2 separate regions of the Homo sapiens genome follow, and region 1 is linked to region 2. A link is an interaction called in ENCODE POLR2A ChIA-PET data of the cell type or tissue named here. Cell type or tissue: B cell. All regions are shown on one strand. Links, peaks and the distances in the headings refer to the core of each region. The heading gives the core; the rest is flanking DNA. Region 1 has its middle 52 kb from the start of THOC2. Region 2 overlaps THOC2 (THO complex subunit 2).

Region 1 (5,378 bases), core at 191-5,190, 92 kb before region 2:
TGCAATTTCTTTCCTGAGTTCAGTCAGCATGCCACATGTTCCTGTTGTTTGTTTCTATTGTGTGTGTGTGTGTGTGTGTGTGTGTGTGTTTTGAGACAGAGTCTAGCTCTCTCACCCAGGCTGGAGTGCAGTGGCACAATCTTGGCTCACTACAGCCTCCACTTCCCAGGCTCAAGCAATTCTCCTGCCTCAGCCTCCCGAGTAGCTGGGATTACAGGTGCACGCCACCACACCCGGCTAATTTTTGTACTTTTAGTAGAGATGGGGTTTTACCATGTTGGCCAGGCTGGTCTAGAACTCCTGGGCTCAAACGATCCACCCGCCTCAGCATCCCAAAGTGCTAGGATTATAGGTGTGAGCCACTGTGCCCAGCCTTAAATTTTTGATTCGCAGTAGTCTTTCATATCTGCAATTGCTTGTTTAATTATATTTATGTTTTTCTCTGCTTTACTATTCTTGTCTTTTTTTTGGAGGATATTTATTTTCATCAGCTGAAAAGTTCTGGTTCTTGCTTTTTTACCCCCTTATAGTAATTCTGTGAAGATAATCATTTTCTGATTATTGTAAAGTATCCTGGATTTTCCTGATTCGGTGATAATGTTTTGATTGATTCTATATGAAGAAAAGGATTCAGATACCTTATTTGGTTTATTGGCTCAAGAGCACCCTCTTCTGTTGATACAATAAAGTATAGTGTCTCTAATAAATTATACTTTTGGAGGGAAGGATCATTTGATCTTCTGAATGCTATTCCTCCAATGGCTACTTCTTCATGTCTTGCCTTCACAAGACTACTGTCTCTTGTACTGTGCAATTTTTAGGCTTCTTCCTTTTTTTTTTTTTACGCATCTTTCTTTCTTTCTTTTTGAGATGGAGTCTTTCTCTGTTGCCCAGGCTGGAGTGCAGTGGCACGATTATGGCTCACTGCAAACTCTGCCTCCCAGATTCAAGTGATTCTCCTGCCTCAGCCTCCTGAGCAGCTGGGACTACAGGCGTGCACCACCAGGCTCAGTTAATTTTTGTATTTTTAGTACAGACGGGATTTCACCATGTTGTCCAGGCAGGTCTTGAACTCTTGACCTCAGGTGATCCACCTGCCTCAGCCTCACAAAGTGCTGGGATTTCAGGCGTGAGCCACTACACCCGGCCAACACATCTTTCAAATAACACCTTTCCGGCCAGGTGCAATGGATCACGCCCGTCATCCCAACACTTTAGGAGGCCGAGGTGGGTGGATCTTCTGAGGTCAGGAGTTCAAGACCAGCCTGGCCAACATGGTGAAACCTGTTCTCTACTAAAAATACAAAATTAGCCGGGCGTGGTGGCACATGCCTATAATCCCAGCTACTCGGGAGGCTGAGACAGGAGAATGGCTTGAACCCAGGAAGCAGAGGTTGCAGTGAGTTGAGATCGAGCCATTGCACTCCAGCCTGGGCAACAAGAGTGAAACTCTGTCTCAAAACAAAAACAAAAAACAAATAACGCCCTTCCTTTTGATTCTTAGTGCTCTGATCCATCAGGTCTCAAACTCGTTCTTAGTTTTAATTAGGGTGGGACTTTCTTCAGAGTGTGAACCCTATGTGGTATTATCATGAGAGAAGAGAAGACTCTTCTCTCACAATTTCTGCCTCATATTTCAAATAAATGGAACTATATAATATGTGGTCTTTTGTGACTGATTCTTTCACTTAGCATAATTTCTTTGAGATTCATCCATGTTGTAGCATGTATCAGTACTTCATTCTTTTATATGGCCAAATAATATTCCATTTAATGGAATAAGTGGAATATTTGGTATAAATATATCACATTTTGTTTATTCATTCATTAGTTGATGGACATGTAGATTGTTTCCATTTTTTCCAAAGTAGCTGGATTATTTCACATTCTCATCAACAATATGTAAAGTTTCCCATTTCTCCACATTCTCAGCAACACTTGTTATTGTCTTTTTTGGGCAAAGAAAATCACTTTATTCTAATTAACTCACAAACAAAACAAAACAAAAAAATTACAACAGCTGGTTTAAGGAGGCCACACAAACATTTGACACGCCCCAAATTCTATACTATCTTAATGAAATTCTACCAAATAAGAACACCCTCTTCTATTGCAATTCTGAAGCAAGAAAGTAATGAATGACAGAGGATTGGTTTCACTGACGGTTTTACACTTTATACCTTCACTATTAAATATATATTATATATATACTTTTTTTTTTTGAGACAGATTTTGCTCTTGTTGCCCAGGCTGGAGTGCAATAGCATGATCTCGGTTCACCACAACCTGCAGCTCCTGGGTTCAAGTGATTCTCTTACCTCAGCCTCCCGAGTAGCTGGGATTACAGGCATGCGCCAGCACGCCCGGCTCATTTTTCGTATTTTTTTTTTTTTTAGTAGAGACGGAGTTTCTCCATGTTGGTTAGGCTGGTCTCGCACTCCCCACCTCAGGTGATCCGCCTGCCTCGGCCTCCCAAAGTGCTGGGATTACAGGCGTGAGCCACCACGCCCGGCTATCAATTATGTTTTTATGCTAAATTAACTTAGTTGTGAGAGCTGATTTTCCATTTCTTCAATTTGAACTTCTTGATTAGATAAATCCATTTGCAAGTCTGCACTGTTTCACCACCTCATGGAAACCCTCACAGAACTTTATGTCTCCCTGATTCTGGGCACATTCCAAAAACCATTTTATCTCATACAAGAAAGCCTACTGCTGCTGTGCCGGGTGGGTTCCCTGAGGCTTCTGGTAAGTGATGTCACCACTTGGGGGCTCAGCATTATTTACTCCACTGAAGCTCCCACTGATGGCATGACCCAGTATGTGCCCCACAGCAGAGTCCACAGCCATGCCAGCTGCAGTGATTGCCGCCCGGGCCATCAGACCTGGCTGCCGCGGAGTGCAGCAGCAGGAGAGCCAGCTGCAGAGGGTGGGGCTGCTGCTAGTGGCTGAGCTGCTGGTGCTGGCCTGGGTGTAGTTCTTATCTGAGGTTCTCAGCTGGCTAGAGGGGCCACGTGGGAGGTGCAGTTTCAGCTTCCACGTGACGTTGCAAATGTGCTGCGGCTCAGCGTCTAGACTTGTGAAACTCTATCTTTCTAAAATTATAGCCATTCTTCTGCATGTAAAATGGTATCTCGTGGTTTTGGTTTGCATTTCCTTAGTGATTAGTGATGTTGAACATCTTTATTTTATTTAGTCATTTATTTTTGAGATGGAGTTTTGCTCTGTCACCCAGGCTGGAGTGCAATGGCTCAATCTCGGCTCACTGCAACCTCGGCCTCCCAAGTTCAAGCGATTCTCCTGTCTCAGCCTCCCAAGTAGCTGGGATTACAGGCGCCCGCCACCATGCCAGGCTAATTTTTGTAGTTTTTAGTAGAGACAGCGTTTTGCCACGTTGGCCAGGCTGGTCTCAAACTCCTGACCTCAGGTGATCTGCCTGCCTCGGCCTCCCAAATTGCTGGGATTACAGGTGTGAGCAACCATGCCCAGCCTTATTTTTTGTTTTTATGTAGAGATAGTCTCACTATGTTGCCCAGGCTGGTCGTGAACTCCTGGGCTCAAGATATCCTCCCACGTTGGCAGCCCAAAGTGCTGGGATTATAGATGTGGGCCACCACGTCTGGCCCTGAATATCTTTAAATGTCTTTATCAGCCATTTGTATATCTTCTTTGAAGAAATGTCTACTTAAGCCCTTTGCTGTCCCCGCATCCGCCAACTTTTTTTTTTTTTTTTTTTTGAGTAGGAGTCTCACTCTGTTGCCCAGGCTGGAGTGCAATGGGGCAATCTCAGCTTACTGCAACCTCTGCCTCCTGGGTTCAAGCAATTCTCCTGCCTCAGCCTCCCGAGTAGCTGGGATTACAGGTACTGCCACCATGCCCGGCTAATTTTTGTATTTTTAGTAGAGACAGGGTTTCACCATGTTGGCCAGGCTGGTCGCTTTGGCCAGGCTGGTCTCGAACTCCTGACCTCCTGATCCCCCTGCCTTGGCCTCCCAAAGTGCTGAGATTACAGGCGTGAGCCACCGTGCCCGGCCCCTTTGCCCCTTTTTGAAAATTGGGCTTTTTTTTTTGGCTGGGCGTGGTGGCTCTCACCTGTAATCCCAGCACTTTGGGAGGCCAAGGTGGGCAGATCAAGAGGTCAGGAGATCGAGACCATCCTGGCTAACACGGTGAAACCCCATCTCTACTAAAAATACAAAAAATTAGCTGGGCGTGGTGGCAGGCGCCTGTAGTCCCAGCTACTCGGGAGGCTGAGGCAGGAGAATGGCGTGAACCTGGGAGGCGGAGCTTGCAGTGAGCTGAGATCGCACCACTGCACTCCAGCCTGGGTGACAGAGTGAGCCTCCGTCTCAAAAAAAAACAAAAAACAAAAAACAAACAAAAAAAAAAACAAAAAAACAAATTGGGCTTTTTTTTTTTTAAAGATTATTGAATGTTAAGGTTATACATTCTAGATAAAAGTCCCTTGTCAGATATATGGTTTGCAAATATTTTCTCCCATTCTGTAGGTTGTCTTTTTACTTTCTTGATGGTGACTTATGGTGTACAAAAATTTTAAATTTTTATGAAGCCCTATTTATCTATTTTTTTCTTTTGTCATTTGTGTTTTTGATGCTCTATCTAAGAAACTATTTCCTATCCCAGGATCACAAATATTTACTTCTATAATACTTCTATAATTTATTTTTGAATGCTAATTTTGTATCCAGCAATTTGCTAAACTCTCTAATTAATTATAATAATTTACTGTACTTTTTCTTTTTTCTTTTTCTTTTTTTCTTTTTTTTTTTTTTTTTTGAGACGAGGTTTTGCGCTTGTTGCCCAGGCTGTAGTGCAATGGCACAATCTCAGCTCACTGCAACTCCTGCCTCCCGGGTTCAAGGGATTCTCCTGTTTTAGCCTCCCAAGTAGCTGGGATTACAGGCGCCCGCCATCAAGCCTGGCTAATTTTTTGTATTTAGTAGAGGAATTTCGCCATGTTGGTCATGCTGGTTTCGAACTCCTGACCTCAAGGGATCCATCCGCCTCTGCCTCCCAAAGTGCTGGGATTACAAGCATGAGCCACTGCGCCCAGCCCTAATCTTTAATATTTTTACCTTTAATTTTTTTATTTTTTATTGCTGTTTTGTGCCTAGTAAAATATTGAATAGAAATAGTGATAATGGATATCATTGTCTCATTCCTCATTAATAGGGGAAAGCTTTTAATATTTATTCTTTAAGTTTGATGCTTGCTTTAGGTTTCTTTTAAGATTAAGGAAATTCCATTTTGCTATTTTATAAGATTAAATAAATTCTACTTTATTACTACTGACAGTTTTTCTTTTTCTTTTTTGAGACAGGGTCTTGCCCTGTTGCCCAGCCTGGAGTGCAGTGGTA
Region 2 (5,378 bases), core at 228-5,227:
GTACACAAAGAGGTAAACTTTCAACAACTATTCTTAGGATTGTTGTAGGTTGGAGATAAGAAAATTCAGTGAGAATACAGTACTCTGTGCAAGCTTGTTAATTAAAATTAATTTTATCCCCTTAATGATATTTATCTGATTTCAGTTATAAGCAGCAAAAATTCAATTTGTTAAGAGAAGAGAATGAAGGTTATGCCAAGCTGATTGCTGAATTGGGGCAAGATTTATCTGGAAGTATTACTAGTGATTTAATCTTAGAAAATATCAAATCTTTAATAGGTAAGACATTTATCTGTATAGTATGTGTTGTTAAGATAACAAGTTATTTTAGCTATTGGAGAATATCCATAAAGACAAAATGAGTGCATTCCATCTATTTTTTTTTTCAGTTAAGGAATGGGAGAGGTGTTTAGCTTTTACTTTTAATGGTTTATCAATAATTATAAAATTTAGCATGATATTTGTGAGAAATCTTATTGTCACTATACCTTGTATGTTAATATTAGGTCCTGCTCTGTCTAGTCTTTCTTTTTTGTGGAGGGGATCCTGAGTGGTAAGCCAACACTTTCAAAAGAGAATGGATGACAAAGAACAGGATGGACTGTTCTGATAGAGTGCCCTACGTTTCTCTAGTATTTCTATTTTTAAGTATTTCTCAACCATTTTATGGAGGACCAAAAAGCAAACATGAAAACTTTAATACAGTAAATCTTCAGTGAACTTTTGAAACTACAGATGTGTAATTTTGAACTTGATTTTCAAAATAACTTTACAAGGGACTTTGATACTTATTTTATCTTTATAGTAGCCTTTTAAAGTAAGTGCAACAGCTGTTGTAAAAGTGTAACAGATAGGAAAGTTATTATTCTCCCTACCCTTTAAGTAGAATTCCTGTAGCATTACTGTTTTCTTTTTATTTGCATTGAGCATTTGGAAGAAGTAGTTGACTTCTGTAAAAAAGATGAATGAGCACTAGAAAAATAGGGTAATCCAGATTTTCCTGAGGTGGAAAGAGTTTTTTTATTATTTACTAGGTGTTGTGCTATCTTAGGGAAGATTTTGCAGTACCTGGGTCTTGAGACCTGCCAGAGGAGTCATATTTTGTGCCTCACTAGTTGTATCTTAGGGGTGCTTATCCTCAGCTTCTTGGTTCTTTCTCTTTTTTTGGAGTTTATATATGACTAAGAAAGAGGGAGAAGGTGTCCCAATCCTTATCTCCTTCCTCTAGTGCTTTGTGTAGGAATCCAATTAAAACTATATTTACTATAATCACCTTTGTTCTTACCAACAAGTAAGTAGCTTTTAGTTTATTTTTTAAATTTTTGTTTATTTATTTTTTAAGAGACGGGGTCTCGCTATGCCCAGGCTGGTCTTGAACTCATGGGCTCAAGCGATCTTTCTGCCTTGGCCTCCCAAAGTACTGGGATTACAGGCATGAGCCACTGTGCCCAACTAAATAGCCTTTTGTTTAAATTTACTCTTTTCTTTGAAGTTAATCTAGTTCTGGCAGCTGATCTAGTGTCTTTGTTGTTTCTTCCAGTTGTCAATTTAACACCAAGATGGGTGGCCCCCTAGGGCTGTGGGACTCTTGCTTAACTGTGTGGCAGTGACCCATTTTTAAAAACCTTCCCATGGTGGTTCCTTAGTTCCTTTCTGTTCTTTCTTTCTCTTTTTTTTTTCTTTTTTTTTTTTTAGATGGAGTCTCACTCCGTCACCCAGGCTGGAGTGCAGTGGCGCAATCCCAGCTCACTGCAACCTCTGCCTCCCGGGTTCAAGCAGTTCTCCTGCCTCAGCCTCCTGAGTAGCTGGGACTCCAGCCAACACACCCAGCTAATTTTTGTATTTTTAGTAGAGATGGAGTTTTGCCATGTTGGCCAGGTTGGTCTCAAACTCATGACCTCAGGTGATCCGCCCGCCTTGGCCTCCCAAAGTGCTGGGATTGCAGGCTTGAGCCACTGTGCCCAGCCCCTTTCTGTTCTTTCTAGGGTAGGCGCCACACTTTCCTGAGTGTTTTTTGATCTAGCTTGAGAAGGTTTTCAGTACTGCTTTGCTATAAGTTTGTCTTTCCTTGTATCCTGTCATACTTACTTAAGGTAGTATTCCCCACATAAAAATTCTGTGCTATTTTTTTTTTTTAACTTTATATCCTTTTTTGTTGACATCTGTTTCTTCTATTTCTTGTGAGTTTATACCTTTTTATTCCTTTGTTATTTTGGGAACATTTCAAAGAGGGATTTTTCTTGAAGGTGTGCTTTTATCTTACTAGAAAATGTATACTACTTACTTTTCTTGAACTTTACTCTCAGGGAGAACAGGCTATGATCCTGTTTCTGAAGAACAGTGTAACAGGCACAACTGCAAGCTCATGAGGTATATGGACAGTCTATGAGTATAAACAATTTGATTTATTGGGCTAAACCTATATTTTAACCCACCAAGTAGCAGTCAAATGTCACCTTCTTAGTGAAGCCTTCCCTGCCCACCCCTGTCAAAACTCCCTGCTATTCCCTGATTATTTTTCTTTTTTTGCACATATCACCATATAATATGCTCTGTACCTCCTCCCCCTCCACCTGTGATGTAGGCTCTGTGAGGACTGGGGTTTTGTTTGGTACCTTATCCTTAATACTTGGTATGTAGGTGATAAATAAATACTGGGTAAAAAAGGAATGAATATTTCCTCTATTCTTGTATAATCTATACTGACTCTTAGCATTTTTTTCCTGATATGGAGAATTTTAGAAAGTTCATCTTCCTGTCTCAGTGTTTATTTATCTCTGACTAGGTGATTTCCTCCTCCCCCAATTGTCTGAGAAATGAACTTTTATTTTTTTGAGACAGAGTCTTGCTTTGTTGCCCAGGCTAGAGTGCAGTGGTACAATCTTGGCTATCCGCAACCTCTGCCTCCCAGGTTCAAACGATTCTCGTGCCTCAGCCTCCCGAGTAGCTGGGATTACAGGCGTGCACCACCATGCCCAGCTATTTTTTTGTGTGTGTGTTTTTAGTAGAGTTGGGGTTTCACCAAGTTGGCTGGGCTGGTCTCGAACTCCTGGCCTCAAGTGATCCACCTGCCTCAGCCTCCCAAAGTGTTGGGATTACAGGCGTGAGCCCCCGGACACGGCCTGAATGAAACTTTTCATTGATGTGAAAATAGAGGTTGAAACTTCAATTCCAATGAGTATTCTTTCAGTGTTGTTAGCATTTATTGGAGTCCCTCTTAGTGCAGACTTCATCCAGGCCTTGTCTCATTCTGTCCAGAACACCTCACTGACCAGCATCCTATTTTTCATGGCCTCTTTGGATGGGTTTCTCTGTGTTTATTCCCATTGTTTTCTGTTTAGGAACAGTCTAGACAGGTAATACCTCCTTCATCAGCCAGTGTCAGAAACTGATACCTAGTTTGGGCAGTATACATTTTAGGTGCACATACTTTCAGGGTACTTGGTCTGACCAGGATAAATCCTTACTTATCATCCTTTAGTTAAAAGGCAGTTATTTGGCTGGATGCGGTGGCTGAAGCTTGTAATCCCAGCACTCTGGGTGGCCGAGGTGGGCAGATCACCTGAGGTCTGGAATTTGAGACCAGCCTGGCCAACATGGTAAAACCCTGTCTCTACTAAAAACACAAAAATTAGTTGGGCATGGTGGCACATGCCTGTAATCCCAGCTACTCTGAAGGCTTGGGCAGGAGAATCACTTGAACCTAGGAGGTGGAGGTTGCAGTGAGCTGAGATCGTGCCACTGCACTCCAGCCTGGGTGACAGAGTGAGACACTGTCTCAAAAAAAAAAAAAAAAAAAAAAAAAGGCAGTTATTTGCTCCTAAAAGATTCTGGCACATCAAAATTTTTATATTCTGCTGGATAACTTGGGGCTGTTTACTGCATGCGCAAGCAAGGAAGCAGAACCATTATGCATCTGCATGGTGATTGTGATCTGACACTAAATTTGAACAACTTATTAAATACGAATGAATAGTGAACAGTAGACTATTGAGCTGCCAAGTCATAGACACCATACAAGTGGCCATAGCTTGAAGATGGCAAAAAAACATCTTTTAGAAATTAGAGGAAAGGATATCACAGGTGGACTCCTTTGTTTGCTGAACTAAACGGTAAGAACTCTACTCTTTTGGATGCCCTTCAAAAAAAATCAGAGCATCATGCTGTACACTTTAAATATATATAATAAAAACAAGTGGTTGCTAAGTGTTCTTTCCTTTCCTTTCTTCTAAATCAGTGGTCAGCAAGTGTTTCTATAAAGGGTGAGATAGTAAATATTTTTCGGCTTTGTGGACCATATGGTTTCTGTTGTAACTACTTAATTCTGCCATTGTAGTGTAAAAACAGCGTAAAAACAGCTATAGATAGTACATAAATAAATGTGACTGTGTGCCAATAAAATGTTATTTACAAAAACAGACCGCTAAATGGATTTAACCCACAAGCCATAGTTTGCTGATTCTTGCTCTAAATCAAAAGTTCTGCCTAACAACTAATCACGGAGCTAGCTTATTTGAGCGTAGCTTTAGAGAGTGAAAATGGTTCTTCCTGGTTTTGGATTTTAGTGGTCCAGGACCTTTTTGGCCTAGGCTCTAACCCCTTTACCTTTGCTCGCAGAACCAGAGCTTTCTTCACCAAACCTCAAGACCTTCATTTGTTGCCTGGTGTCAAAGGGTATAGATTTGGCTAGGGAAGGGTAGAGTGAGAGTCTTTGCCTCTTCAGTCTCTCAAGTGACCAGAGTAACATTAAAAACAAAATAAATCCTTAAGCCAAACGATTTTTATTTTTGGATAGATTATGGGACATTTCACCCCTTTGACTACATGATTTTGAGTGTATTTAGTATTTTATCTTTGGTTCAATCTGAATATAGGGTCCATTCAACTTAGACACATCTTATTGTGCCACCTTTTTCCTATTTCTTTGAAAGGGAAGTTGGCTGCCTTATTTACTTAAATTTTTACATTATTGAAGTTTCTTGGCTATATGTTAGAAGTTTTCCCTTCATAGTATGAAAAAGAAGACAGCAATTAGTGTTTCCAACTATAGGGGTTTTTTGTTGTTGTTATTTATTTTATTTTTGTTTTGAGACAGGGTCTGGCTCTGTTGCCCAAGCTGGATTGCAGTGGTACAGTCTTGGCTCACTGCAACATCTGCCTTTTGGACTCAAGCCATCCTCCCACCTCAGCCTCCCAAATAGCTGGTACTACAGGCACACACCACCATGCCCGTCTAATTTTTGTATTTTTTGTAGAGATGGGGTTTTGCCATGTTGCCCTGGCAGGTCTCGAACTCCTGAGCTCAAGCTATCTACCTGCCTTGGCCTCCTAAATTGCTGGGATTACAGGCGTGAGCCACCATGCCTGGCCTTGTTACT

Evidence for each region. Peaks named below come from ENCODE experiments on the same cell type or tissue, not always from the same donor. Only the 100,000 strongest peaks of a DNase experiment are listed, where the experiment ranks them.
Region 1: POLR2A ChIA-PET joins it to region 2 with 9 read pairs; 2 of 35 experiments call an interaction of 5 or more read pairs at or near these places.

Annotation. Positions count from the first base shown.
Region 1 is chrX:123,782,672-123,788,049 of GRCh38, reverse strand. It overlaps the pseudogene CHCHD2P1. Among named protein-coding and RNA genes, the nearest start is that of THOC2, 52 kb to the right of the region's middle. RefSeq lists an enhancer at 3,050-3,229. In B cell, for the core only: no CTCF peak of the experiment used is centred there; a DNase peak (open chromatin) is centred at 2,999; H3K4me3 peaks cover 338 bases.
Region 2 is chrX:123,690,922-123,696,299 of GRCh38, reverse strand. It overlaps THOC2 (THO complex subunit 2), which reads left to right. Exons shown (of 39, transcript NM_001081550.2): 7 at 146-279. Among named protein-coding and RNA genes, the nearest start is that of THOC2, 39 kb to the left of the region's middle. In B cell, for the core only: no CTCF peak of the experiment used is centred there; no DNase peak of the experiment used is centred there.